Linked DNA regions of Homo sapiens: region 1 is linked to region 2. The links are chromatin loops, found by intact Hi-C in ENCODE. Cell type or tissue: Panc1. All regions are shown on one strand. Links, peaks and the distances in the headings refer to the core of each region. The heading gives the core; the rest is flanking DNA. Region 1 overlaps ANTXR2 (ANTXR cell adhesion molecule 2). Region 2 has its middle 18 kb from the start of PRDM8.

What was found. A loop is a pair of places that touch in the nucleus more often than their neighbours do. Peaks named below come from ENCODE experiments on the same cell type or tissue, not always from the same donor. Only the 100,000 strongest peaks of a DNase experiment are listed, where the experiment ranks them.
Region 1: a loop joins it to region 2, with 2.6 times the contacts of the local background. A loop is called at or near these places in 27 of 110 quality-filtered maps.

The regions. Positions count from the first base shown.
Region 1 is chr4:79,915,709-79,918,639 of GRCh38, forward strand. All of the region lies in intron 16 of ANTXR2 (ANTXR cell adhesion molecule 2), which reads right to left. Among named protein-coding and RNA genes, the nearest start is that of PCAT4, 90 kb to the left of the region's middle. In Panc1, for the core only: CTCF peaks have their summits at 1,647 (motif pointing right) and 1,847; a DNase peak (open chromatin) is centred at 1,643.
Region 2 is chr4:80,213,889-80,216,819 of GRCh38, forward strand. No RefSeq gene overlaps it. Among named protein-coding and RNA genes, the nearest start is that of PRDM8, 18 kb to the left of the region's middle. In Panc1, for the core only: CTCF peaks have their summits at 1,770 (motif pointing left) and 1,971; a DNase peak (open chromatin) is centred at 1,738.

The DNA of each region.
Region 1 (2,931 bases), core at 265-2,764, 300 kb before region 2:
GAACACAATAGCCATTTTGAGTAGAGATTTTCTGTAGCAAATGGAGATACAGAACTGAAGAAAAGGCATGTAGTATCACATCTTTCTCTCTCTGTCTCTGTCTCTGTCTCTGTCTCTCTCCCTCTCTCTCTCTCTCTCTCTCTCTCTCTCTCTCTATATATATATATATACATAAAGAATCTGTGCTATCTTTTGCTCTAAATAAAACTGCAAAATTTTGAGCTGAAATATAAATTCCACATACTCTTTTCTAATGGAAGCTCAACCTATAAATGTCCAATTTTACAGTAGAGACCACGCACCATATGGATATTCAGTAGATGTCATGAAGAGAAGTTCTGAGTTTGGCTGAAAAATTTACCTTTAAATGTTTTTTATTCAGTATCTTTAATCTGTCATGGCACCTGCAAAATTTCAGTGACTCTATACATATGGTTAATATTTATTTTGCAAATACCCATTTTTAAATATTTGTTGAAATTCAGGCATACAGTTGGCAGTTAATGGTACACCTAAACCACACCTCATAAGATGAAATAGATGCTTCTAAATTATTAATTCCAAGTAAGATACATATCTAGATGTAGATATAGATATCTATAAAAATCTTTGTTGGAAATACCTTCTTTTGTGCTTCCTAATAAGTCAAAATGGGAGGTAGATGCCCCAAAGGTATTAATAAATAGATATAGATATAATCAGGACAGAATTCTATATACCTTTTTAGTTGCTTAACATTTATTTTGTGAGGCACATAGTAGATAATGTAGAAATTGTTTTCTGCTTTCTAATCTCAATTAGAATACAGATCATTTCATAGATCTTAAATCAATAGTAAAAAAATTTCTCATAATATGACCTTAAAGCAATAAAAAAACAGAAAGCAATTTATGAATATTGTAGCATTACTGGTGTTAACAAGAAATTGAAAATGATCCAAATGTCCACCAGGAAGAGAAAAGTCGAATAAATTAAGATACAGATAGAAAATGGAATGCTATAAATAATATACATCTGTTAGAAAGAATGAGGAAAATTTCTATACACCATTGTGGAGTGATGAACAGGATTTATGAAGGGGGTTAAAATGAAGGAGCATATAGTATACACACTATAGCATCTTTTATATTACAAAAAAGAAAGATACACTGGCATTAACATATGCTTAATTTTTAAAGGGAAAGAAAAAAATAATTCGTTTGAAAATAAAATTGGTTAGCAACAGGTGAGAGGTACAGAGTAGACTGAATAAGAATGTAAATGAGATAAATTTCAATATATCTTGTTATATGCTATTAAATACAAACATGTAAATGTTTGACTTTTGAAAAACAGTTACACAATAAAAAGAAATCCCAACAAATTAAAATAAACTTCACTAAGTGCAAGGCGGAGGCCTGCCAAAAGCATAGAACATGGCAGGAAAGCTGGTGTGGAGAGGTCCTACCACAGTATCTGAGGCTTTCTTTGAGAGCCAAGAAGTAGTCAACTGAAGGCTGGGAGAAAGGCAAGAGGGTAGAGAAATATTTCCTCCTCCAAAGGCACATGGAGCCTTCTCAAAGGGAATAGAAGCAGCCCACTGAAGGTTTGGGACATGGCAAGAGGAAAGAAAAAAAAATAGCCCTGAGGGACCCAGAGCCTTCCCCAACCACAAGGTGGCAGCCTGCTGAAACCTGGAAGCAGAACTGAGAAGTATCCCACCAAAACTCATGGGGCCCTCTCAGATTGCAAGTCATTGGCCAGTCCAAGTCTGCAGGCAGAAAATCAGTTTGAAAGTGGGTCTCCCAAGGTACAGAAAGTTTGGCCAGTTAAGGGGACTGTGGCAGTTAGAGACAAAAGAGACCTCCGCTGCAACTTTACAAGCTTGCTGATGAACTGTAATGGAAAAAGCAAGAGAGATAGAGATAACTCTCTACTGAAGGCAAATCCTTAATCCTATCCTCAAATTCATGAAAGCTACTAGTGAACTAAAAATAAGTAAGAGTAAAACTTAACTACAGATTAGCAACAGGACAAAGGAAGTGGTATGTGCTTTTCTAAGGGTAAACGTTACCAGACGAGTCTCTTTTTTAATTCCCAATATCTAGTATAAAATTACAAATTATGGTACACACAAAGAAGCATAAAAGTATGACTCATAATCAATGAAAACACAGATAATATAGGCAAATCTACAGGTGGTTTAGATGTTGCAGTTAATAGACATGGACTTCAAATAGCTATGATAAAAATAATAAAAGATCTGGCAAAAAAGGCAGGTAACATGCATAAAGATACTGGGAACATCAGAAGAGATGGAAACTATAAATAAGAAACTGTAATAATAGGATACCAAAACTAAAGAGAAAATATACAATATCCGAAATAAAAAATGTATTTGATTGGTGTTAAAGTAGAACGGACACAGCAGAAGAAACACTCACTGAATTTGAAGGTAGGAGAATAGATATTGTTCAAATTAAAAAATAAAGAAGAAAATAACTAAGGAGAATCTGAGCCCTATGAGACAATATCCAATGGTTTGTCATATAAGTAATAAGTGTCCCATAAGGAGAGGACAAAAAATGGGGCTAAAAAACTACTTGAAAAATAAATGCTCAGAACTTCCTAGAATTGATAGAAGACACAAACTTACAGATCAAAGAAACTCAGTTAACCATGAGAAGGATAAATACATAGAAACCCAGGGAATATAGAGTTAAACTTCTGAAAACCAAGAATGTCATGAAAGCATAACTCTTTCCCCTTACCCTGCCCCACAATGAGATATAAAGAGGGAATGGTGATAAGCACGACAGTTGACTTTTTATTAAAAAACAATGAAGGACACGAGGCTATGGAACACTCTAAAATAGTAAATGGGGAAAAATATCAATTAAGATGTCTCCATTCAGAGAAAATACCCTTTAAAACTAAAGACATTCTCAGACA
Region 2 (2,931 bases), core at 283-2,782:
CTCAGACTTCAGAATTTGTAATAATTACTAGGGAGAGTGGTAAATAGGCTTGGCTCTAATTTCTGGAGATTCAGAATGAGGGCAGCAGTGGCTAGGATACTGATTTTTTTTTTTTTTTAATAGGGACTCACTCTGTCACCTGGGCTAGAGGGCAATGGTGTGATCATAGCTCACTGCAGCCTCCAACTCCTGGGCTCAGGCAGTCCTCTGTCTCAGCCTCCCGAGTAGCTGGGACTACAAGTGCATGTCACTGTGCCTGGATAATTTTATTTTAAATTTGTATAGATGGGGTCTTGCTTTGTTACCTAGGCTGGTCTTGAACTCCTGGTTTCAAGCAATCTTCCGGCCTTGGCCTCCAGAAGTTCTGGGAATTACAGGAAAGAGCCACACTGCACCTGGCCTGTGATTTGCATTTTAATAAACCCTCTGGATGATTCTCTAACCACGTCTGGGAAATATTTGTCTAAATCAATGATTATTCATTGTGGTCCTATTAGAAACATTTAGAAAGTATTAAAAATATACTAGTGACTGGTCCCTCTCCAAATTAATTCATCATAATATCTGGGTATTTTGTCAGGGCATTGCTAGTGCCTCAAAAAAATCTTTGTGCATCAAGGGTCAAGAATCAGTGGATTAAATAATCTATAAGAACTTTTCTCAGCTTTTGAATTACAACTTCCAACCTAGCATTCTTGGTTCTATATCACAATACGTCGGTTATAAATGTGGAGTATGCTGTGTATGCAGACTTGCTAGTTATTATGAGCTGAATTATGCCCCTCCCCTCACCCAAGTTCATATGTTGAGGTCTTAACGCCCAACACCTTGGAATGTGACTGTATTTGGATTTAGGGCCTTTAAAATTAAGTTATTGGTTGGGTCCTAATCCAATAGGGCTGATGTCCTTATATGAAGGGTAGATTAGGACACAGATAACACAGACAGAGGGGCGACTATGTGAGGATACAGTAAGAAGGTGACCATTTGCAAGCCAAGGAGAGAGACCACGGAAGAAACCAAACCTGTCAACACTTTGTTCTTGGCCTTCTAGCCTCCGGAATTGTGAGGAAATGAATTTCTGTTGTTTAAGTCACCCAATATGTGGTATTTTGTTATGGCAGCCCTGAGAAACTAATACACTAGTCAAATAGTTCACTGAAACCTATCTTACTTTGAAGAAAATAATGTTCGTCTAATTAGTTCAGAAACAACATATCTCTAAGTATCGACATAAATACACTAAATTAAAGGCTTAACTATACAAAAATAAGTGATTTTGTAGTTTTTTCCCCCAAAGTCATGATTGAAAACAGGTTATGGAAATAAGTAATGCCTTTTAAAATATCATGATCTAACCTTGAGGATGATGTTTTAAATAAAAGGATTAAGAAAGAGCAGGACTAGAAATAATTTCAGTGCTTTTCACTACCAATAATGAATAGCAAACCCAATTTCAATTAAATCAACAAACAACTACCAAATGTTTAACGTTATCTGGTAAGATATAATGTAAATTTTAATTATGAACATATATGAAGCAGAATCTGTTATTTTAGTTTTGATGCCAGGTTTTTATAAAACCACCCTGTCTATTCCCCTCGTATATCCCAATTTCTTAAGTGTCTTCCTTAAGGTTTCCTCAATCTTAACTTTCATCGTATCTATTCAAAGTAAAAATACTAGAGATCCATTTAAAATCAGAGCCCGGGAAAGAACAAACTATTAAAGAAAAAGATATATTGCCACCTAGTGGAAGACAGGCGGAATCATCTTCTTGTAATTCAAGTTTTAAACCACAGAATGGTTAGTACAAGCAATGTTTTTAAATGGTTTTTGATAGTGTGTAATTATGCTTTGTTATTTAAAAGATGTCTTTCCTGTTTAGCTGCTAAATCACTTTTAACTTTTGAGTTATATATTTAGCAATCACTTAAAGGTATACGCTGCTGCTATATATATTGAGCAATAAAGTTGAACATAGTCTTTCTCAAAAACATTGAGCTAGAATGCTAAAAACACTTACAGGTAATTCTGAAAAATATTTACCACCCACAGAATGTCAGTAGTATGGTAAACAGCCAATGTAAACATAGCTGACCAAACATTGGTAAGTCACTTCTCTGGACCTGTTTCCTCATTTAAAACAATGGGGTTACACTATGTAATTTATAAAATATTTTCAATTCTAATATAATTAGATTAAGTAGTTATAATATACACTTATATTTATTATGTTTTAGGTCTCTGTAATAGTTAGGTGAGTGACCAAACTTGGTTTAGAAAGTAGTATTGGTGAATTATTTGGTGTGTGTCCTTGAAATAACATTTCAGCATAGAACTAAAAGAAGTTTATTAATGGGAAGGAACTTCCTATCTATTTATTTGGTTGCCAGGTTTCCAGAGTTTTTTTTTCCATGAGAGTAAGGTGACCTGGCTAATTTTAACTTCAGCAATTACACTCTATCCAGCTAAATTATCCTTGCAACTTTTATTTGAGTATAACATCGTTTATTGTTTCCTGTCCTAAACTTTTAGGAAGTTGTTATTAACTGATTTACTCTTGTTGACCTTTAACAAATACACAGGATGATATTAACTACTGGTAATTCTATAAGAGCCTTTCTTTCTATAGGCCAGGAAAGGAAAGGGGAGTTTAAAGATACTTCCCTTTTAGTTGCCCTTGGTATGTCCCAAGAATGTCACAATCCTTAATTAGTTAACCATATGATGTGCAGGACCTCTGAAAAGATTTTATTTCAGATGGTATAACGCAAGGAGCTTAAGTTATCAAATTGTTCTTGCTCCAATTGTTGGATACAATTTCCTTCTGTACAGTATTTAGAAGTGTCACCAAAAGACTTCCCTTTCAAACAGAATGAACTTAATGTGAAAATGTCAATAAGTCTAATAAAAATAAGGAAGCATGGT